3 separate regions of the Homo sapiens genome follow, and regions 1 and 3 are each linked to region 2. Evidence: chromatin loops called from intact Hi-C (ENCODE). Cell type or tissue: A673. All regions are shown on one strand.

What was found. Peaks named below come from ENCODE experiments on the same cell type or tissue, not always from the same donor. Only the 100,000 strongest peaks of a DNase experiment are listed, where the experiment ranks them.
Region 1: a loop joins it to region 2, with 2.9 times the contacts of the local background. A loop is called at or near these places in 2 of 110 quality-filtered maps.
Region 3: it touches region 2 in a loop (2.9-fold over the local background); 3 of 110 quality-filtered maps call a loop at or near these places.

The regions. Positions count from the first base shown.
Region 1 is chr20:56,183,949-56,191,948 of GRCh38, forward strand. No RefSeq gene overlaps it. Among named protein-coding and RNA genes, the nearest start is that of MC3R, 61 kb to the right of the region's middle. In A673, a CTCF peak has its summit at 4,055 (motif pointing right); a DNase peak (open chromatin) is centred at 4,093.
Region 2 is chr20:56,246,228-56,254,227 of GRCh38, forward strand. It overlaps MC3R (melanocortin 3 receptor), which reads left to right and starts at 2,505. Exons shown (of 1, transcript NM_019888.3): 1 at 2,505-3,588. The coding sequence starts at 2,617. The coding sequence ends at 3,588. RefSeq lists a silencer at 1,906-1,975. In A673, CTCF peaks have their summits at 1,918 (motif pointing right), 3,309 (motif pointing left) and 3,508; a DNase peak (open chromatin) is centred at 3,274; H3K27me3 peaks cover 3,767 bases.
Region 3 is chr20:55,412,514-55,420,513 of GRCh38, forward strand. It overlaps LINC01441 (long intergenic non-protein coding RNA 1441), which reads right to left. Exons shown (of 3, transcript NR_110064.1): 3 at 7,823-8,000. Among named protein-coding and RNA genes, the nearest start is that of LINC01440, 6.5 kb to the right of the region's middle. In A673, a CTCF peak has its summit at 3,241 (motif pointing right); no DNase peak of the experiment used is centred here.

The DNA of each region.
Region 1 (8,000 bases), 62 kb before region 2:
TTTGAGGTACAACTTCCTAAGACTGGGTAATTGATAAACAATTACCCAGTCTTAGGAGTCTATACCCCAGAATCCTATAGCCCAGAGGCTAAGAAATGGCTGAAGTTTATTCACAGAGTTCTAAGTCTTCCTGATGCAGAGATGGGACCAATCAATTAGGAAGAGAGTGTCATGTGGTGGGTAAGACCATGGGCCTTGGGTCAGTCAGATCTGAATGTGAATTCAGCTCTACCAGTTTGGCACTTAAATAGTCTCTAAATGTCAATGTCATAACCTGTACAATAGGTAACATAACTGTCTATGTCAGAGATATGGGGATCAAATGGGATAATGCAGATACACTACTCAGCACAGAACCACTAAACTTGTTCATGGGTTAAACAATAAATAATAGCTAATGTTACTATACTTTTATCCTGATACCAAATTTTCAAAGCCAGTGGTACTTTTTCAGCTGGAAGATGAAGGCCTAATCAAGATGGAGCCAAGGGCAGGGCCAAGCTGATGTTAGCATCCCAAGCACTTGGAGGTTTCTTCTCACCCAAGACACCAGATACGGATGCCCAGGTAAGAAAGCACTTACTTTGGGGTAACTGTGGGCTGGAGTTACAGAGGGGAGAAAAGCACAGAGTCTGCCAAAGCCAGGGAAGAAAGACCGGGGTGGGGCATGTGGCTTGATGCACTGCACAGAATACCGTACAGGGCACAGACCGATCCCACTTTGAGGCTTGTGCCTTCTCAACACAGAGATCCCCTTCCTTTGTGAGTCCCACCTGGCCACCAATGCATGGAATCTTTCTGAGACTATCAATCAAGTTTCCTTGCCTTTCTCTCACCAAGAGGTGGGTGAGTGACACCGACTACAGCCAAGGAGTCTCTGTTTCTCTCAGCTCTTGAGTCAAATGACCCAACGGCAGAAAACAGAGCCCATAGATCCTGATAAGGCAGAATCCTGAAGCATTGGTCCCTGCTAACTGTACACCCATAGCTGCCTGGGACCCATTCTGTCCAAAACAAAGGTCCTATAGAGTTTCCTTTTATTCTAGGAACACCACACATTATGATTTGGATCTGTGTCCCCACCAAATCTGTTGAATTGTAATCCTTAACGTGGGAGGTGGGGCCTGGTGGGAGATGATTGAATCATAGGGGTGGTTTCTCCTGAATGGTCTAACATTATCCCCCTTGGTACTGTCATCATGATGGTGAGTGTGTTCGCATGGGGTCTGGTTGTTTAAAAGTGTGTAGCACCTCCCACTTCTCTCCTTCTTGCTCCTGTTCCCACAATGTGAAATGCCTCACTCCCCATTTGCCTTCCACCATGATTGTAAGTTTCCTGGGGTCTGCCCAGAAGCCAAGAAGATGACAACATCATGCTTCCTTTACAGCGTGCAAAACTGTGAGCCAATTAAACCTCTTTTCTTTATAAATTACCCAGTCTTAGGTATTTCTTTATAGTAGTGCAAGAATGGATTAATCCACTCCATAACCCTCAGATACCTTCCTACCATGCATAAATTACCCCAGATTGGTCCCCATTGCTTGCAACCCAAGAATTCCAAATGAAACAGTTCTCCTCTCCCCACTGACTCTGCTGCAGGTCCAGGCACCATCAACAGCCTCTTTCCTGCTTCTATTCATGATGCTGGTTATCCGTAGATGACACAGTAAATGGTTTTGAGTGAATGTCTACTAGGCACCAAGCTCTGCGCTCAGCTGTCAGGAGCAGCAGGAAACATGATAGCTGCCCCCCAAAGTCACTGGCACAGGCAATGACCAAACAAAGGGACGCATGCTCAGATGATAGGGTGCTGGGGACATACAGGACAGAATCCCTCCCTTTAAACATGACACCTGGGTGTCATGAGGATCCCATTCTCCAGACTTTCCCCAGTGACTGGGAACATACATCAGGATGCAGCATGTGATTTCAGAAGTGCTATTGGAACAAGTTTTCCCAGCAAGGTGTTTTGCTCCTTTTTCTCAGGTTTTTCCATCAAGAGTCTCTTAAGGCCCCAGCGCGGTGGCTCACGCCTGTAAACCCAGCACTTTGGGAGGCCGAGGCAGGTGGATCACCTGAGGTCAGGAGTTCAAGACCAGCCTGGCCAACATGGTGAAACCCTGTCTCTACTAAAAATACAAATATTAGCCGGGTGCAGTGGCACGTGCCTGTAATCCCACCTATTCAGGAGGCTGAGGCAGGAGAATTGCTTGAGCCCAGGAGGCAGAGGTTGCAGTCAGCCAAGATGGCACCATTGCACTTTAGCCTGAGTGATAGAGCAAGACTCTGTCTACAAAAAAAAAAAAAAAAGTGTCTCTTAAACTACATTTTCATAGGCCTTTTCACTGCAGAGGTAACAAACTCAAATGCCAACTGGGGCCAGCTAGGTATCTTAGTCATTTGACACAGACACATTTTGTATATTAAACACATAGGAATATTTTCCCCTTCAATAAAAGATATGCTCCCTAACACTTGTTTTTTTTTTAAACCTATGTCCTCTTCTTCTACCTTTTGTTTTCAAACTTTTTATGAAGACATAGATAAAGAATGATATCACTTTCCTCTTAATTCTATGAAGAAAATAAATGTAAGTAAAATATTAAAGAATGACGTTGGTCCTCCCTGTTCTAGATACTGTAAGGCATGGTGGGGATTTATGGCAAACTGGAGAGCTCCTGTCCTGAATGAAAGGGAAACTTTAATACCAGCTAGAGCTATGAATTGTATGCAGGAAATCAAGTTCCCAAAAAATCTCTTTTCTGACAGAAACCAGAAATCCAGATTTTTATGCAAACGTATCTGATTTTTAAATGTTGGCAAACAATTCAAAGCTTCATTTTTTTAATGCCATGCAGGCCTACGCTCTGTAGTTTAAACAAACAAGTATGGGCCACATTCTGCCCTTGGGACATGAATTTTCAACCCCTTATGGGTACAGTACTGCCCAGGGTGGCCCCTGGCCTAGTTCTGGCATATTTGTGCAAATAAGATAAAAGTGTTCCTTCCCCCACAGATATTTTACTGCCATTCATCAGAAAAATTGTCCTAACAAATATATTATACAAATCCAAGACACTCATTGTAAGCATGGTGCCCTCTGGAGTTGGACAGTGTGAAACCTATACACCTGTACACAGCAGCCCTGTTTTCATCCTCTTTGAGCTTTTCGGGATAAGCCCCTAAAATCCCACCTACCATCTAATTTTTTATTCTCTAATTATGTTTCTGCTAATATTTGACATTATATTTATACCTGAAAGACAAATTGGAGACTGAATTACATTATCCTATCAGGGCAAGTCCAGTAACTGAGATTAAAGAAGATTCAAGTGGGCTTTTTGGCACAAATCTTAGCCCCTGTCTTCACTTTGCGACACGTGACTCTGTGAGCCACATCTGCCTGCGACAGGATAATCTATGCCAAGTCTTCTGAATCCTTTCACTTTCTAGAAATAGATGGATGTTATTGTTTACAGACGGAATTTCCATTGTATAAAACCACCTTATCCCAGCTATCAATTATTGTCATTATCTGTAACTAGGCAAGTTCCTTACAATGTTTGCTGAAACTATCTCAGATCAGTAATTAACTCCCCAGCCACCAGCTCTTGCCTTTCACATTTTAATGAGGAGCGTGACCATGAAGCCATTAGAATGTGAAAAATGAAAGTTATCACCAGTTATCCTTCTTTGATACAACAGACTCATTTCCTCTCCTCTGCTGATAGAGGATCAACAAATACTTTTTCCATTTTTTTTTAAGTAGGAAGCCTTTAGAGGCCAACCTACTTAGTGTAAAAAGACTACCAGCCACCCCCTGAGGCAGAAAGCACATTGCAGAGATTCAGTTGTTTTTTTCCCTCTGGCAAAATGCCTTGTTAATTAAGAAGCACACCTGCATAATTTAAACACATCGAAGCCGGAGTCTAGCCAAGTGTGCAGCTGACTGTCTCCCCTAATTGCCCACGCTCACCAGCACCCACCCTCATTAATAACGAAAAGGCTGTCCTCTCTCAGGGGTGCTCACCAACAATTCCCAAAGAGTCAGAGAAGTGACTGGGCCAGAAGGTGGCACCAAATCCTGTCTCATTTTGATGTCAGCCAAATGAGAAAGCTCATCTCCTTACGGAAAGGAGATTTTGCAGACAGGAAGGAAGTCTGGAGTGGAGGGTTTGCACGCTGGTTAGACATTAAATGACTTTCCAGACAAATCTGGTTTTCCTTCATGCAGAGGAAACTCCATTAGGAATGTTTCTACATTTAAGAGGAATCCCAGAGCTCAAAAGAAAACTTGGTCAAATATTTGGGGCTGCTCTCAGTAAAACGAATTGATGCCCCTCCAAGGAACGTTTCATAAGCTGGAGTTTACCCTTCCAGTCTGGTCGGCACAGCTCAGAAGCAATGGGAAATGGCAATTAGCACAAGGCAAATAGTGGCGGATGAGACCAAGCCACCAAATGGCCCTTCGAATGCCGTATTCCAATGTGACAGGACAGAATGAGGCAATGGAGTGAGCACCAGACAAGGAGCCAGAGACTTGGGTTCGAGAAGTGGCTCTCCCGTAGGTCATTCCAGAACCTCAAATCATTTCCTGCACAGAAGTTTGCAGTGGAGCAGCCCTGATACGCGACAGGTGAGGGATGACGTTGGCGTGAACGTGGTGAAAAGGAAACGCTTTTACACTGCTGTTGGGAATGTAAATTGCTACAAACACTATGGAAAACCGTATGGCGATTCCTTATTCGATTCAGCAATCCCACTACTGGGTATCTACCCAGAAGAAAAGAAGTCCAATATGAAAAAGACACAGGCACATGCATGTTTATAGCACAATTCACAATTGCAAAGATATGGAACCAACCTAAATGCTCATCGACCAACGAGTGGATAAAGAAAATGTGGTATAGGCCAGGGGCGGTGGCTCACGCCTGTAATCCCAGCACTTTGGGAGGCCGAGGCGGGTGGATCACCTGAGGTCGGGAGTTTGGGACCAGCCTGACCAACATGGAGAAACCCTGTCTCTACTAAAAATACAAAAAAATTAGCCGGGCGTAGTGGCGGGCGCCTGTAGTCCCAGCTACTTGGGAGGCTGAGGCGGGAGAATGGCGTGAACCCGGGAGGCGGAGCTTGCAGTGAGCCGAGATCCCGCCACTGCACTCCAGCCTGGGCGACAGAGCGAGACTCCGTCTCAAAAAAAAAAAAAAAAAAAAAAAAAAATTTGCCGGGCATGGTGGTGCATGCCTATAATCCCAGCTACTTGGGAGACTGAGGTAGAAGAATCACTTGAACCCAGAAGGCAGAGTTTGCGGTGAGCTGAGCTCGTGCCATTGTACTCCAGCCTAGGCAACAAGAGCAAAACTCCATCTCAAAAAAAAAAAAAAAACAGAAAGAAAATGTGGTATGTATACACCATGGAATACTACTCAGCCATAAAACGGAATGGAATAATGGCCTCTGCAGCAACTTGGATGGTGCTGGAGGCCATTATTCTAAGTTAAGTAACTCAAGAGTGAAAAAATAAATATACACATTCTCACTTATAAGTGGGAGCTAAGCTATGAGGATGCAAAAACATAGTGATATAGTGAACTCTGGGGACTCGGGGGGAAGGGTGAGAGAGGGGTGAGAGATAAAAGACTACATACTGGGTACAGTGTGCACTGCTTCAGAGACGGGTACTCCAAAATCCCAGAAGTCACCACTAAAGAAATTATCCATGTAACCAAAAACCACCTGTACCCCCAAAAACTATTGAAATTAAATTTGTTTAAAAGATGTAGCAATATATGTTGGGAAAGAAAAAAAAAGGACAGTGTCAGGGGTCTCCAATGCCTGGGATCAAATCCTATCTCTGATGCGTTTGAGGCAGGTGACTTTGGGCACGTTACCTCATCTTTCTGTACCTCAGTCACCTCTTCAGCATCCTCATGGGGTGGTTGTGAATATTAAATGAGATTATGTCCATAGTGCTGTCAATAAATGGTAATGGTTATTCTTAAGAATGAGCTAAAGGAAAACTAATTGGAAATAAACTTACTGGGGACAGACCTTTATCAGTGGCTGGAGGCCCTGTATCAGGACAAGGGCTAAGTTGGAATTGTTGTCATGACCCCATTAGACCCACATGTTGGAGAGGTCTAGGAAAAATCCGGTCAGTTTACCTAGTGTTGACTATTTACAGATTTACGTTACAATTACATTAAATGTTTATATACATCATCTCATTTACTTTAAACAGAACATCTGTGAGTCAGGAATTTAAGCCTCAGAGAGTTTAAGCAACTTCCCCAAGGTCACACAGTCCCTTTGTAACTTGAATCTACATCTTTTGTAGGCAACAAAAGTAGAAATGGGATTACAGGTGCACACCACCATGCCTGGCTAATTTTTGTATTTTTAGTAGAGACAGGGTTTCACCATGTTGGCCAGGCTGGTCTCAAACTGCTGACATCAGACGATCCACCCACCTCGGCCTCCCAAAGTGCTGGGATTACAGGCATGAGCCACCACACCCAGAAGCTACTCAGGAGGCTGAGGCAGAAGAATCGCTTGAACCCAGGAGGCGAGGTTGCAGTGAACATGAGATCACGCCACTGCACTCCAGCCTGGGTGACAGAGTGAGATTCCTACTCAAAAATAAATAAATAAAAATAAAAATGGAGATTTTGTTATTATAGCATCTAGTATGGGGTCTGGCACATAGAGAAAAAAATAACGAATTGGCTTGGATTGAATCGATGTTTGTAGTAACCTTTTTTGCCACAGAGTAGGAGAGAAGATGATATGTCACAGTGGTGAGCTCCTTCCAGAACCTTCCATGGGAAAACAGAAGCCTTCCAACAGGGGCAAGAAATGCCCAGGAGCCCAGTGCCCAGGATCTGAGTCCAGATGCCTCAGGAGCCCAGCTCCCCCGCTTCTCTGACCCTTACAAAGCAGGAGAGGGGAAGACCAGAGCCCTGCATGGGTTGAGGGGGCACTGGAAGTGTGAGAGCTTGTGCCAGCTGCTAATTTGGAACAAAGGCCAAAGACTGGCTCCCCAGAGCTCCCTACACCAACATGGGCTGGCTTCCACTGGGAAAAATGGAGGTAACCCACATTCGGGCAGAGACGAAACTAAGCGTGCCCCCCAAATTATCCTCTGCTTTCACGTGATTTAAAAGAGATCCAGACATTTCTGTTTTCCCTCAGCAAGACACACACAAGCAGCTGAGAGGTGGGGGCCCTGGAGTCCACCATCACATTGTCAATGTGAAGGCCAAGGTTAACTTGTAACAGAGGTTACAAGTTATGACATATGACAAGTGGATGAACGAGGCATGAATTACACAGGGAAAGCTGAGAACGCTGAAAAAAGGCAGAGCCAGCAGGAGGACGGGAAGGGACCACTGTGCCCTGGGAACCCATGTCACCCTCGACATTTCAACAATGGCTGCTCAAAGACAGAGACCAGCAAGATGGCTCCATCTCAGCCAGAGGTCACGGAAGCCTGTATAGGAGGACAATGCGTGAGCCAGGGACCCCCAGCCCAGGTGGATCCAGGAACTTCCTTGGAAGCCATCTTGAGAAGAAAGGCAGAAGGGAGACCATTTAGAGGACAGCAACAGCCCTAATAAATGGGCTGGGACTTTAAGGTGACTAGACAATCACTCTAAAAGATATTGTTTATCCCGAGTGACCTTCAAAGACATGGTTCAGTTTGATGTGCCATTAGAAATGGAAGCTCTTGGCAAGAGTTGTTCAGTTATTAAAAAGTAGAATTATACTTGTATGTATCTGACAAAGTTTATAAATCTTGCACCTTCTCTTTTGATATTTTTCAAAAATACGTCATAAATTGTAAAAATATCTAATAACTTTCATCAATATCAAAACATGCAAGCCTACGGTATTTTTTTTTTTTTCCACAGACTGTTGGTATCTACAGACCACAGTCAGGGAATCGCTGCTTTGGTCTGCTCTTACAATCTTGGTCTGAGACCTAGTGACCCTGGCTTAA
Region 2 (8,000 bases):
TCAGTTCATAGACAGAAACTCATACCAACAGGCTTTTTTTTTATTTTAGTAAGAACTGCCAAATGGTGAAACTATTCACAAACACTAGAAATGCATGAGAGTGTCCTCCCGATATTCTTACCTGAATTTTGCATCTTTTTATCTCTTGTCAATCTAGCTGGGAAAACGATATTAAAATCTCATTTTGACTGGCATTTCCCCAACTTCCTAGATGGCTTCACATCTTTTCATGTTTATTAACCATTTGCATCTTCTCTTCAGTAAATTATTATTTATATCCTTTGCCCAATTTTCTTAGGGGTAATTTATCTTTTTCTAGTTAATGTGAAAGTAGTCTTTGTATGTAAGAGATAGTAACTTTACCTATAGCAAATATTTTCATTCTGTTTTTCTTTTAACTTAGTTCAGGGTGTTTTTCCATACTAAATTTTGGATTGCTCATCTTGCTTAAGATCTTTCCACCCCAAGGATCCTAAGTTTTCTTCTATTTCCATATGCATATTTTTAATATTTCTCACACCTACACACACATACATAGTTACATGGAGAGATGGATCATTAATTCACCTAGAATGTGCGTGTGTGTGTGTGTGTGTGTGTGTGTGTGTGTGTGTAGGGATGAGAAGACTCAGTGTTTTCTGAGTTCATATGATCTACATGGGGAATCAGATCTAACATGGACCAAGTGTTAAACCATACTTCCAAGAACAACACTACATTAGTAGGCCACCTGCTAACTTCTGCCTTTCACATTTTCCAGCTTAAAACATCTCCATCCTCCCCATTATGTAAGAAAGAAGTACAGGTGTTTCTGACTGCTCCCTCTCCCATGATCCCATAACCCATCAGTTCTGAAGCTGCATTATCCAACCTTCTGAATCTCTCTGACCACCCTCCAAGTCTTCCAAGTCCCCATGGCCACTCCCTTGCTCCAGGCCACCATCATCTCACCCTGGGTCTTTGCAACACCCTCTGCCCCGGACTCCCTGGCCTACATGCTCAGTCTGTCTAATTCATTCTCCACCCTGCAACCAGGAATATTTCTAAAATGCAGACCCCATCTCATTCCTGCCCTACCTATGTTTCTTCCACAGTCCCCATTGCTGTCAAGGTACTGTCCAAATTCTCACATCTGGCTGAGGCTGTCCTTCAGGATTCAGGCACCTCTCAACTTTTTAAGAAACTGTGCAGCCTCATTTCTCAGATTGTGTCTCCTATTTCCATGCTCTGACCAGAGCAGACTACTTTCAGCACTTTCAAAAGCCCAAGATTCTTTTTCAGTGGAGCTCAACTGTGACTATGCCCCAGCTCACCTGTCAAAAATTGCAAACACACTTGTTCAGGTCTTACACCTGGGTGATTCTGACTCCGCGGGTCAAATGGGATCTCCACATCCACAATCTGTGATGACTTCTATGGCCAGGGTGCTCTCTGCCTCCAGGCTGCAGACGTGTGATTCCCTCTGCCTGGAGTCCTCTTCTACCTCCTCCAGCTCCAGCCCCCACCCCACCACCCACCCCAAACTGGATATGACCTCTTCCTCCTTGAAGTCAAAGCATAGGTGCTCCTTCCTCCAGGAACTTTGACAGTCCGGGTTAGGGCTCTTCCTCTTTGCATCCCTGGTTTCCTGGACTTTCCTGATTCAAGCATTTATTGATTCCTCTTCTTCCACCCCAGACTCTGAGTTCGGGGAAGCCTGAGATAGTGGCTGTTGTCTTGCTCACCACTGTATTTCCTGCACTCAGCAGAGACCTGACACATAGTAGGCGCTCAATAAATGTTTGCTAAACAACAACAACAAATGAATGAACTAACAAATAAACAAACAAATGAACAGATGAGTGGATGCCTGTGGCAGTTTCCATGACAAACACAAAGGGCTAAGCCAAGCCAGCAAGCAGACAGCCGTGCGGCCTGCAGAGGGCACTAGTCTGCTTCTTAATCTCCCTGCAGAATCCTCAGGGCCAGGTACCTGCTGTCAGTCAGAGAGGTGCCCGATGCTCAGTGGTCATTCTGCTGCGCTGAAGATTAAGTAGGAGTTGTTTGCCCTTGGCCAATATGAAAAACCTGAGTGTTCTCCCTTCACTTCTAGCGACAAGTAACACATCCCCTGTCTTGCCATGAAAAGAGCTGTAACTGTAGCAGCCGGTGGCAGGTTTTCTGTTCCCAGGTGGGGAAGTGAGGAGAGACAAACAGAGGGGTGAGAGGGAGACAGAAGGAAGACAGCTGGTAAGAGACCCTATGGTGTATTTTTTCTATGTAAACAAGATAAAAACTGCTCCTCCTGGAACAGCAAAGTTCTCCCTATGTCTCCAAGCTACAAACTTGCATGCTAGCTACTAACTAGCTACTCTCCCTCTCTCTCTCTCTTCCCCCTTCGCTCTTTCTCTCTGTGTGTATGTCTCTCTCTCTCTCTGTCTCTTCCTCCACCCTCTCTCACTATCTGTCTCTCTACCCTCCCCATCCTTTTATTCTAGAGGAGAATAAACTCTAAGGCCAGATTGAATGAGCATCCAAAAGACGTATCTGGAGGGAGATTTTGTCTTTCCTGTGAGCAGCAGCAGCTTCCTACGGACCCTGCTGGAGCCCCAGCTCGGATCAGCCCTTCTGACAGCAATGAATGCTTCGTGCTGCCTGCCCTCTGTTCAGCCAACACTGCCTAATGGCTCGGAGCACCTCCAAGCCCCTTTCTTCAGCAACCAGAGCAGCAGCGCCTTCTGTGAGCAGGTCTTCATCAAGCCCGAGGTTTTCCTGTCTCTGGGCATCGTCAGTCTGCTGGAAAACATCCTGGTTATCCTGGCCGTGGTCAGGAACGGCAACCTGCACTCCCCGATGTACTTCTTTCTCTGCAGCCTGGCGGTGGCCGACATGCTGGTAAGTGTGTCCAATGCCCTGGAGACCATCATGATCGCCATCGTCCACAGCGACTACCTGACCTTCGAGGACCAGTTTATCCAGCACATGGACAACATCTTCGACTCCATGATCTGCATCTCCCTGGTGGCCTCCATCTGCAACCTCCTGGCCATCGCCGTCGACAGGTACGTCACCATCTTTTACGCGCTCCGCTACCACAGCATCATGACCGTGAGGAAGGCCCTCACCTTGATCGTGGCCATCTGGGTCTGCTGCGGCGTCTGTGGCGTGGTGTTCATCGTCTACTCGGAGAGCAAAATGGTCATTGTGTGCCTCATCACCATGTTCTTCGCCATGATGCTCCTCATGGGCACCCTCTACGTGCACATGTTCCTCTTTGCGCGGCTGCACGTCAAGCGCATAGCAGCACTGCCACCTGCCGACGGGGTGGCCCCACAGCAACACTCATGCATGAAGGGGGCAGTCACCATCACCATTCTCCTGGGCGTGTTCATCTTCTGCTGGGCCCCCTTCTTCCTCCACCTGGTCCTCATCATCACCTGCCCCACCAACCCCTACTGCATCTGCTACACTGCCCACTTCAACACCTACCTGGTCCTCATCATGTGCAACTCCGTCATCGACCCACTCATCTACGCTTTCCGGAGCCTGGAATTGCGCAACACCTTTAGGGAGATTCTCTGTGGCTGCAACGGCATGAACTTGGGATAGGATGCAGGGCCATGGAAATGATCATCAGTCGGGTCACTTTTGACTTTCCATCCACGTGAGGTGTTTAGAAAGAAAAATATATATACTTAGAAAATATAAAAATGTGTTAACAGCCATGATTGTACTTGTCGTTTGTTTTTAAGTTTACAAAGCCTTTTAAAGGGGAAAATTGGTGAACAACAGATTCTCTGAAAGGATTCCAAGATGGGTAAGTCACAAACTCTGATTTCCCAAATAGTCACTGGGAGAAATCAGCGAAGGCTTCTCTGCATGCTCTCTGCACTCATTTCCAAACACCCAGGGTGTGCGACGCCTGTCTGCTCATCTGCTCCACACCCACGTCTTCATGCTCCAGGCCAGACCAGACTGAAGGATTCTCATGAACAATAAGGGTGGTTCAGATCTCTTGCAAGCAAACCTGTTACAGCTACGACCTCCTGCTGCCAGCTACACGGAGAGATAGCTTTGCACTTATAACTCCGTAGGAGACTGAGTTCTACTCTATTATTCTATTTACAGTTAGACAATTGTCTCTTTGTGAAAGGAGCAATGCTATGCCGTTTTCCCCTTTTCTTACCCCCATATCCCTTCAGTTGTCCCCACCCCCAAAGGTAGCATGAGGATGTAACCCACTTCTATTTTTCTGTTGTTGTGTTGGTGTGTGTTGTTGTTTTGTTTTTATGGATTAAATCTAAGACAACCTTCAAAACTCTAACGAAAGAGAGAAAGTGCTTTGGACAATCAGAATATACTTGTGTACGTGTATTTTGATACCTTGCTATTTTAAGGTATAGATTAATCTTTTTAAAATAACTTCTTTTTTTCTATCATTTACTTTTAGCCTTTAAAACAAGAAAGGAAATCATGGGTTGGGGTACATGTATATACGTGTGTGTGTGTGTGTGTGTGTGTGTGTGTGTGTGTGTGTATCACAAGAAATTGCTTTACTGTAGCTTAAGATAGTTTGAGAAACCGTAGAACCACTGTGTGACTTTCTTGGGAGCCCTTGTTTTTGCTTATAGTAATTGCATCTCTATCACAGGACTTCTTCAATATTATCTATGAAAGAGAAAGTTTTTTTGTTCTTTTCCCTTTTTGCTTGGCATTGTGTTAAAGTTGAGTGACCCTGTTATCAATGTCTATATCCTATCAAGTACAGGAATTCATTCCTGGGAGCAAAGGGTGAGACTGGCTGACTAGTGCTCGCATTGTCAGATCCTTTTCTGCCCAAGATAACTTCAATTTGTGCTTTCTGGCTGTCCCCATATCTCCCCCTGTCACAAATTCTTATATTAAGCTGTGTCTTGGGGTGCAATTGTGTGTTTATCTTGCACTAGCATATACTGGGGTTCTTTAATACTTGAAGATTTTCTGCTAATATAAGCAAAACCATTCCTTTCTTGCTTTGGTTATGATGTTTGGAAATAATAAAAAGCTTTTATGGCTGCTAAACGTGTGTTACATTGAAATACACCCTGGAATCATTCTGGTGACTCCTGCACACGGCCATGGTATGTTTCACTGCAATTCAGTGATGACTTTGTAAGTGGCATAAACAGCTCCATTGATCACAGTGCTAGTCTTTTCTAGGGCAATGCCTTTTAGCCAAACTACAAAACTCTCCCATTTAGTTTCCAAAAATACCAGGTTTGTGGTTCCCGGGCCACTGTCGTTCTCCATTATTTTAATCAAGACACTAAATTACAGGACTTTCCATGGCCGCTCAGTGGGTAAATGTAGAGAATGGGGAATCTAATTACTTGAAAGTGATATGAATAGCTATAGGGATTATGTCTTTTTTCTATGTAAACAAGATAAAAATAACTTACTTTTCACTCTTATATCAGTTTTCACACTATTTCATTTTATCCCATTAGCAAACCTCTAAAATAGGTGAGTCATTTTACAAATGAAGAAATTTAGCCTTGGAGGGGTGATATGGTTGTCCAGGAGCACCCACCTAGTTAGGGTCATGGTATATTCTGCATCCTGGGGCTGATGTCCTTTTGCACCAATATGCTGCTGCCAGCAGGTTTTCATCATCAAAACTAGTCCCCCTCTCCTCCCTGTATGTTTTAGCTTGCAGGGGCACTTCCAAACTGGAAGGCCCACGAGCATCACCTGGGATCCTGTGCAAGTGCAGAATCTGATTCGGCAGGTCCAAGGTAGGGACTAAGAGTCTGCATTTCTAACTCCGACAAGCTCCTCGGGGACGTGGCTGCTGGTTGGGGGTCCCCATCTTAAAGAGCAAGGGCATAGAGGATTTTCAAATGAGTATTATGCGAAGTAAAAGTACTCTTCTGCCTAGAATGCTGACCCCACGCCAGGGACTGTGCTAAGCACTTCACAGGCATTTGCTCCTTGTGATAACCCTACCAGGTAGATACCATGGTTATCCTGATTTTGCAGATGAGCTATGTGAAACTCGGAGAGGTTAAGGAGCTTGTCTATAGGAACTCGGCCAGCAAGTAGAGATAGGGAGATTCAGGCTGGCCAGCCCCCACCCCCAAATCCAACCAGTGTCCTAGCCCCTCTCATGATGACACAGGAACCTTTGAACTGGGACCCAATGACTTGGGAGCCACGTGTCGCCATGCAGAGAGAACTTGATGCATGTTTCTACCACACACAGGTCCAGATGTTCCCAGCAGAGTTTCCAGAGAGATGTCATAAAAATCAAAAGGCACAATTAATTCTTTAACTTGCTATAAATTTTCCAAAGTCTGTGAGTAGCCCTGGGGAGTGCATCAAAGAGGTAAGTTACTAAAGCATCCGTTTCCCTAGTGAACAACCCTGAACGCTGGGGTGCCACTGTCTCCTCCGCGACCACTTTCTCAGATTCTCAAGTGGGAACTCACCAGATGTTTTAAGCGGCAGGACAGTCATGTTTGAAAATGCTTAATTGTTGGAAGTAAAAGCACACCATGATTTTAGCTCATCTGTTAATTCATTTATCGATTTTCACCCCCATCCCCAAGGCAGAATCCCTGCAGTACTTGATTCTCTGAGTCCTGAGAAGTTGTTGCCTGTTGTCCTTATTTAAGATGAACTTTTGAATTTAATTTTGAAATCTTTCTATAGAGGCTGGGTGCTAAAACATACGCTAGCCTCTCTGGCTGAAAACATTTTTTAATTCACGCTCACCTCCACTAAAATCCATTCTCCACATAGCAGCTAGTGCAATTATTTAAAAATATAAATCAGATTATATTACACTTCTGCTCAAAACTCTTCAGTGTCTCCCATTACCTTTTGAATAAAAGCCCAGTTCCTTACCCAGCCCTGCTAAACTCTAGTCATCTGATCTCTTCTGCTAACTCTCCAGCCTCCCCTTACACCATGCCTCTGCCCCGCCCCAAACCAGACTCGCATTTGCCATATGCTCCTCTCTGCCCCAGGGCCTTTGCAACCACTGTTCCCCCTGCCTCGGGTCTCTACCTCAGATCTTCCTGGCACATGCTCCTTCTTATCAGCCTCCAGCCCAAATCCTCAGAGATGCCTTCCCTGACTGCGCTCTCTAAAGGAGGACCTCAGTCACTCACACCATCACTGTTTTATCACAGCTCTTATTACTATTTTATATTTTCTTGTTAATTTATTTGATTAATTCTCATCAATCTCTCTCACCAGAAAGTAGTGCCTAGGAGATAAAAATAGTCAATAAAAATATGTGACTTTATTAACACATTTAAATATGAGCTCAAATCTAACCAAAGAGAATATAGCACACTGGAGATTCTCAAATTTTGGTGACTGTCAGCACCATGTGAAGTTTGAGAAAGACAGCCTGTTCCCTGAATCTCATGATCCAATAGATCAGAGGTCATCTCCAGATATCTGAAAATTTTAAAATCCACAGGTGATTTTCCGAGTTTGGTATACACGGTGTATGATGTACACCAAACTCAGAAAACCACCAAAACCAACAAGTTCTGATTATTATCCTTAAAGAATAACAAAAATCAACACCTCAGGAGCTTACATGTCTGCCCTATCACCCCTTCCTGTCATCCTTTCAGGTCGGGGTGTCACCTACCTTAAATTAATGTTGGATCATCCAAAAACCAAGGCAAATCTAGAAACTTGGAAGAACCAGATAACGAAATGCAGAATACAAGATAAACCCTTCAATCAGAGAACTCAACCTTTCATATCTAAGAGCATTTATTTAGGAGCCAAATCAACAAAAATAATAACAAAAGACATGATATGGTGTTTATTATGTGGCTGATACTTTACTAAGCACCTAGGTATATTAACTTATTTAATCCTCGCCAAAACCCCGTAAGGCAGGCACTTTTACCTCTTGTCCTATAGATAAGGAATCTGTGGATCACAGACGTGAATCATCTTGACTGTCTTGACCGATACTACTCAGCAGGGATGAGGCAGAGCTGAGATGATTGGAAAAT
Region 3 (8,000 bases), 830 kb before region 2:
AACAGTGAGATCACATGGACACAGGAAGGGGAATATCACACTCTGGGGACTGTGGTGGGGTGGGGGGAGGGGGGAGGGATAGCATTGGGAGATATACCTAATGCTAGATGACGAGTTAGTGGGTGCAGTGCACCAGCATGGCACATGTATACATATGTAACCTGCACAATGTGCACATGTACCCTAAAACTTAAAGTATAATAAAAAAACAAACAAAAAAAACAAACAAACAAAACAAAACAAAACAAAACAAAAGTTCAAAACCAATTCAATGGAAGAAGGAGAGCCTTTTCAATATATGATGCTGAGCTAATTGGATATCAACAAGTGAAAAATGAGCTCAGACTTAAGTCACATACTTTACAAAAATTAAAATCACAGGCTTAAATGTACAACCTGAAACTATACAGTTTGTAGAAAAATAGAACATTTTCAACATCTAGAGTTTTCAACATCTAGAGTTAGGCAAAAAGGCTATATAGACTTGATACTAAAAGCAGTTTATGAAAGGAAAAAATTGATAATAGGACCTCAACAAAATTAAATACTCTTGTTCTGCAAAATTCTATCCTAAGAGAATGGAAAGACAAGCTAAAGACCACGATAAAATATCTGCAAGTCACATCTGACAAATGATGGGGATGTTCAAAACTGAATGTTCAAAACTTAGCATTAAAAAAAATCTTAGAAAATGGACCAAAAACCACAGTGATGCATTTTACCAGAGAATATACAAATGAGAAATAAACACATAAAATTTGCTTTTATTAAGAAAATAGAAATTAAAAACACAATGTGATAAATTATACACAGTGATTAATTATTATTTTACAGTGATGAAACCCAATACTGGCAAAGATGCAGAGAAACTAGATCACTCATATATTGCTAGTGGAATTTCTTAAATAACAGAATATGAAACCACCATATGAGCAGTAATTGCATGTCTGAACAGTTATCCCAGAGAAAATAAAACATGATCAGATCAGAACCTGTACATAATGCTTATAGTAGCTTTATTCATGATAGTCCCCAATAAAAGATAACCCAGATGTTCTTCAACAGGTGAATGGTTGAACAAACTGGTGGATCCCTTATATATTACTCATCAATAAATAGAAATGGGCTTCTGATACACGCAACCACCTGCATGAATCTCTAGAGAAATATGTGGAGTGAAAAATGACAGTTCTAAAAGCCTATATACTGTATGATTCCATTTGCATGGCATTCTAGAAAGTACATAATTATATAAATAGATAGCAGATTAGTGGTTGCCACGAGTTATGAAGGGTTATATTTGTGGGAGGAAAGTGGATGTGGTTATAAAACAGCCGTATTGTGGTGATAGAATTGTTCCGTATCTTGACTGTATCAATGTCAATATTCTGGTTATGATAATGATGACCTACAGATCTGCAATATGTTACCAAAGGGGAAACTGGGTAAATGTTACAGGGGAAATATCCCTATTATTCTTCACAACTCTGCAAATCTATACTTACGAGAAATAAAAAAGTTTGATTAGACCACTATACTATCTTGAATCTTAACACATTGTGCAAATAAATTAATTCAAACCAACTGATATTTATTGACTTTATTAGCTATATTGTTAGTTGCTGCCAGGGGCCTAATGATATATGTGAGGATCTGACTGCTACAAAATTATTTGTCTACCATACAAAGCATGGAAGACCCATTGCCTTGAGTCAATAACAAGCTGAAAAACTTGTCCTTAGTCCCAATTGTAGCATTTACCTCACTAGCAGAAGAATTAACATGGGCATGTACTTTTAAGATTTTTGGGTGCTTCCAGATTACTCTTGATCACATGGAAGTGACCTTTTCCAACTTTCCCCAAGCTGGACTAATTACAGCCATTTGTCGCTTAATGATGGGGATACATTCTAAGAAATGTGTCATGTTGTTAGGCAATTTTATCCTTGTTTGAATCTCATAGTGTGTATTTACAGAAAGAAACCTAGATTAATGGCCTACTGCACACCTAGGCTATATGGTATATGGCCTATTGCTCCTAGGATACAAACCTGTACAGCATGTTACTGTATTGAATACTGTAGGCAATTGTTACACAATGGTATTTGTGTGTCTAGACATTAAAAAGGTATAGTAAAAGCAATATTATAATCATATATATGTACATATATATGCATGTGTGTATGTATTTTCTAGTTGATTTATTCCTTATATGTAAACTTTAGCTTCTTTTTGTTAAGAAATAGTCTTAAGTGATAAATAGCAGAGACCCATCTGGGGTCAGAGTGACTGGTTGAGATCCTGATTAAGCTACTCACTAGTCATGTGACATTGGACAGGTCACTTAACCTCCCTTTTTCTTTCCACATCTGATAAATGAGAATAAAAATAAGCACTATCTCTGAGGATTGATAGAAGAATCAAATGAAGTAGTATTATAAAGCACACAGAACACTGTTCTAAACAGGTGTTAAATAAATTCACAATTTGGCCTTGGATAATTTCTTCTGACTCTGTGAAATGAAAGTCAGTGAAATAAATACACTCTCACTTTTTCATAACTTCTAGTCCAACAAATATACTTACAGATTTATATGCTTAGCTGCAAAATGATCATAAACAATTTGAGTACTTTTATAAGGGAAAAATGAGGTTAAAATAATAACTCCTGTAAAACACATGATGTGAATGCTTCAATGTGTCAAAATGCTGTTTTTCATTTAAACATTTAGATAATTTTTTTCTAATTTCCATCCACATGTGTCAGAATGAAACCTCACAGGCTATATTTTACTAAAATTATTTTGTAGGTGTCAAGAATGTGGACGCTTGAATTCAATCTATCTACTGAAGATTATCTGTTTGCCAGCAGCCCCACCTTGCACCACTTTTAGAATCAGTGAACTCTCTGGGGGATATTTTTTTAAAAATTAACTGATGTATTTAATTAGAGAAACAGAATAAAGATATTTTTCAAAAATAATGCATACAATTACTCAAAATTCTAGACATGACATTTGTGCTGTTGATTTGCTGAACAGCACAGTTGATAATCAGAAAATTTGGACCCCCTCGCTGTCGACTTAGAACAATGTCGTTTCTTAGGGTGACAGCAGAATGGATGCTTAAAGATAATAAATTCATTCATCTTACCTTCCTCACATTTCAAGTGAATAATGAAATGTGAGTAAGTGACTCAAAAAGATAAACTTAAACTCACCACCAGATGTCTCCACTTTGTAAGGCAATTAACCAAACAAAAAAGAGGTGATTCAAAGGGAGGGTTGATTTAAGGCAGTGTTCTTGTGTGCAGTGATTTGTTCCCCCTGGCATATCGGGTACTACCGTCTTTCAGTGGGTAGAAGCCAGTGTTGCCTGTAAATATTCTACAATGAACAGAACAGCCCTCCGTAACAAAGAACCATCTAACCCAGAACATCAAAACATTTTTTATGTGAGATTATAAAAGATTATAAGAAAAAACAGGTATGAAACTAAACCCTGTTTTCTCCCAGCACCCTCTAGATATCTCTATTATATGCCCAATAACATAACATTCTTTATTAATGTAATATCATTTCCGTTTTACTTGAGTGTCATCCTCACCAGGTGATGATGTCTTATTGAGAACCTGACCAAGGTCATTTCTATCTCTGTATGCCTACTGCTTCCTAGAGTGTGTGGCATGTGGTACACACTCCATAGCTTGTCAAATGAATGATTTCATGAATTAATCATAATAAGGTATAGACTATAAGTGGAGCAAGAATAAACTCTACATTGAAGAAAGATGTGTTTCAGAATCTGTCAATCCCAAGTGTAATGGAAGCTGGTGGCATTAGCAAGCAGCCAGGGCCTAGTGGTAACAGGTGGTGTAGGTTGTTAGAAGGAAAACGGAGACGTTAGCAAAATTTTGAAGGAGGATGCCAGGCAAGAACATTATACACAATTGAGTTGTTCGGAATTCCTTCTTGAAAAAACTAAAACTTTTATTTAGATTAAAATATAAAATTGCTGGATGGTACTTGGCAATACCATCCAGCCATTTCATATTTTAATCTAAATAAAAAACTTCAAACAGGATTGTCAAAAGAACTGATTGATGGTCAACACTAAATGTATATCTGTGTGTATTGATTCAAATGTAAATACCAAATTAATAATAACTATAAAATTTGGAGTAGGTAAAATAATAAAACTGAAAAAGTAAAAATACTGTAATGAATAATAAGTTAGAAGGTTTCAGAGGAAATTAAAAGAAGTGTTAGATTTCTTTTTTTTTTTTTTTTTTTTTTTTGAGACGGAGTCTCGCTCTGTCGCCCAGGCCGGACTGCGGACTGCAGTGGCGCCATCTCGGCTCACTGCAAGCTCCGCTTCCCGGGTTCACGCCATTCTCCTGCCTCAGCCTCCCCAGTAGCTGGGACTACAGGCGCCCGCCACCGCGCCCGGCTAATTTTTTGTATTTTTAGTAGAGACGGGGTTTCACCTTGTTAGCCAGGATGGTCTCAATCTCCTGACCTCATGATCCACCCGCCTCGGCCTCCCAAAGTGCTGGGATTACAGGTAGATTTCTTAACTATGCAGTTGAATATATCACAGCTGTAAAATTGTAGGTTAAAATAACTACAAATTCTTAGTGTCATTTACAATTTTTTTTCTAAATTTTGGGGAGATGAGAGAAACTATATTTTGGAGGGTAGAATCATTTATTTTCATTTAAATAACTATATTTATATTGAGTATTATTCTGTTAAATTTGACAAAATATTCAATATTTTGTATTTTAAAATCATCCAAAACATAACATTTCCCTGGAGCTTTTCTTTTTTTTTCTTCCAATCATCACCCACTAACCCATTCAACCACCTATCCATGTAGGTTTATAGGAAGATACTTGGAATGCTGTTTGTGCCATGTTACTTATGCTATTTTTGCGTGGTTGAATTTGGAGCTATTTTTAAATTTTATATTTTCGTTTTTTCACAGACTATTTATTTATAATGAGCATTATTGATTTAGAGAAAACAATGTACTACACATCTTTGTTTTAAACTTTTTTTTTAATTTACTCAGTCTACTGATTCAAATGTTGATCTCTTCTGAAAATACCCTCATGGGCACACCCAGAAATAATATTTGATAAGCCATCTTGGCATTCCTTAGCTTAGTCAAACTGACATAAAATCAACTATTACAAGTGCTTAATTATGAGTAGTAGCAGTGTAAATAATATCTTTTCTTGTATTCTGTCATACTTTTTATTTTAAAAAGTTACATTTTCCATGAGGAGAAAACATTTAGTAGTTCATTCTGCAGAATCTATGTAGAAAGGACTTCTATCATTCCTTCAGAAGACAACTGCTAGAACAGAAAAAAAATTGAGGAAACACAGAACACAGACCTTCATTTCTGCTTCTCTTTTCTTTGGCTGAATCCCAAACAGCTAAGCCCAGTAATATTGGCTTGGACAACCAGATGTTCTCTTTCACTTGTACTCTCTCTTTGACTTCTGGGCTAAGTGGTAACTTTGTGGAGTCTTAAGAGAAGTATGGAGTTGGGGGAAAATTACTTAGAAACAAAATCAAAGGAAGCCACAAAAGTAAAAACCGCATCTGTCATAAAGGAATGTAACAAAGCTTGCAAACTCTGGAATGATGAAGAGGCAGCAGGCTTTGTGCTGAGTTCAGTCATTTCTCTCAGCTATTAAATATTGTCAAGTATCTGTGCTCCTTCTTGACTCTAAATGAAGCTTCCTTCACTCCCTTTAGATTCATTTATTATGCAGTGAGACATTTTTTTTTTCTTTGGAAGAAGGGACTAATATACTTGCACAGGCCAGCTTTTGTTTATTTGTCTGCACCAACAAACTTGCAAAATCGTCCTCTTGAAAAGGTAAAATCACCTATGCATAAATTTCACCTGGAAAATTACTGCTTGTTACAAATGTGAAATACATAGACTGTCTAAGGCAAAGCTACTGAAAGCTTCATTCTTAAGGACATCAACTTACGCTGAGTATAAAATAATACTGGAGAAATTTGCCAAGTTTAATTGGGAATTTTAAAAAATCAAATCACCTCTAAATAATTATATAAGGTATGAGTTAACTGGATACTTGGAGAATCCTCTTCTTCACTGAAAGAGATGAGATCCTATGACTCTAAGCTTAAAACCCTTCACTGGATGCTGATGGCACCTGGTTCCTAAGGAGGCCATTGCAGGTCCAAAGTGAGGTGAGGAAACGAAGGAGAATGGAAGGGGGTTTCCATGAAGCTAGATTTTTTCCCAATCTAATATATTTATGGTTTGCCAAATAATGCTGTCCTCCTCCCTGCCAACACACACACCAAGTACCCACTTCTTAATCCCCAGAACCTGAGCTCGATTACTGTGTTATCTTCCATGGCAAAGGGACTTTGCAGATGGGATTAAGTTAAAGCCATGGAGGCAGGGAATTTATCTTGGATTATTCAAATGGGGCTACATGAATCCTTTAAAGTGGAGAACATCTCTCAGTTTTCGTCAGAGAAAGGGATGTGATTATGGAAAGGGGATCAGAGTGATCTGATGTGAAAGGGACTTATCTATCCCATCCTTGCTGGCTTCCCATGGAGGAAGGCACCATGAACCATGGTATAAGAGCAGCCTCTGCAAGCCGGAAAAGGCAAGAAACAAAGTTCCTCCTAGAGCTTTCAGAATGGAGTGCAGCCCTGTCGACACCTTGGTTTTAGCTGAGGGAGACCCATGTCCGAACTGTGATCACAAATACTGTACGATAATAAAGTTGTGCTACTTTAAACCATGAAGTTTGTGGTAATTTGTTATGGCAGCAACAGAAAACTAATACAATATTTTTATTGTTTTTTGTTTGGGCGGTGGTGTTATTTCTAGTTTATTTCTTCCTTGCCAAAATGAAATATAATTATCCTGTGTTAATCCCCTAATCTGAATTCTCCACTCCTTCTGCCTTACATGTACCTCTTCCTCCTTTCTTCCCTTTCTTCTTTTTTAAAAATTGTGTTATGAAATTTAACTGTTGACACATAGAATAAACTCCCTGGTTCTTGTCCATGACGCATTCTATGTATGGCTCTTCTAATCCGGTCCCTCCTTCCAGTTGCATGCCCACCCCCAACTCTTTAACCTCTAATACGGTAAATCTCAGACTTCCCAGTGATCACAATTCCTCTGGTACTTGTGAAGATGCACACGCCCACTTCCCACCATGCACCTGCTGAATCAGCATCTCCCAGAGAGGGATCTGAAAATCTATGTATTTAGCAAGGCATATAGTCATTTGTTAATTATGAGAAACACCATTTTATTAGCAGCACCAAACCTAATATCCCCTGTATGTGCTATGCCCTCCCCACAACCCATTCATGCCTCTAATCAGGTTTCCTTCTGCTAGAATTCCCTCACTCCTCTCCTTCTTCCCATTCTGGTTCCTTCCCTGACTTTACCAGGCCATCTTCTCTTCCTAATTGATGTTATTTGATCCGGATTCTCACTTCCTGTGAGTCCCCTAGCTGACCCTCTATCTTCAAATCATGTAGAGCATTCACATAAATGATGATGGCTGCATTTACCATATTGTCCTGTAATCATCTGTTTGTCAGTCTTTCTTCATCAGCAAGATTGTGTCCTTGGATGCAGGGATTGTGCCTTGCTCATTTTTCTCCTCTAAGGCCCAGCAGGTGCTGAAGATGTATTAGATGCTAAGCAAGTGCTTTCAAGAGGAATGAGTGAAAGAATGGTCACAGGAATGAATTAAATACTAAAGGCATCACATAATGAGCTAATTCTCTACTTTCTCTTTTTTAAGCACCATGCTCCTTTCAGTTAATAGCCTAAGGGGATTCAATTTAGAGAGCCTGTCACAAATGTCCATATGAGAAAGGAAATCTGGTGTGTGGGGTTTCTGGGTTAGAAAGAAAGAAGTCATGCTATGCCAACTTTACCTTCAAAATGTATTTCACTTATTACTAAACACTTCTCAC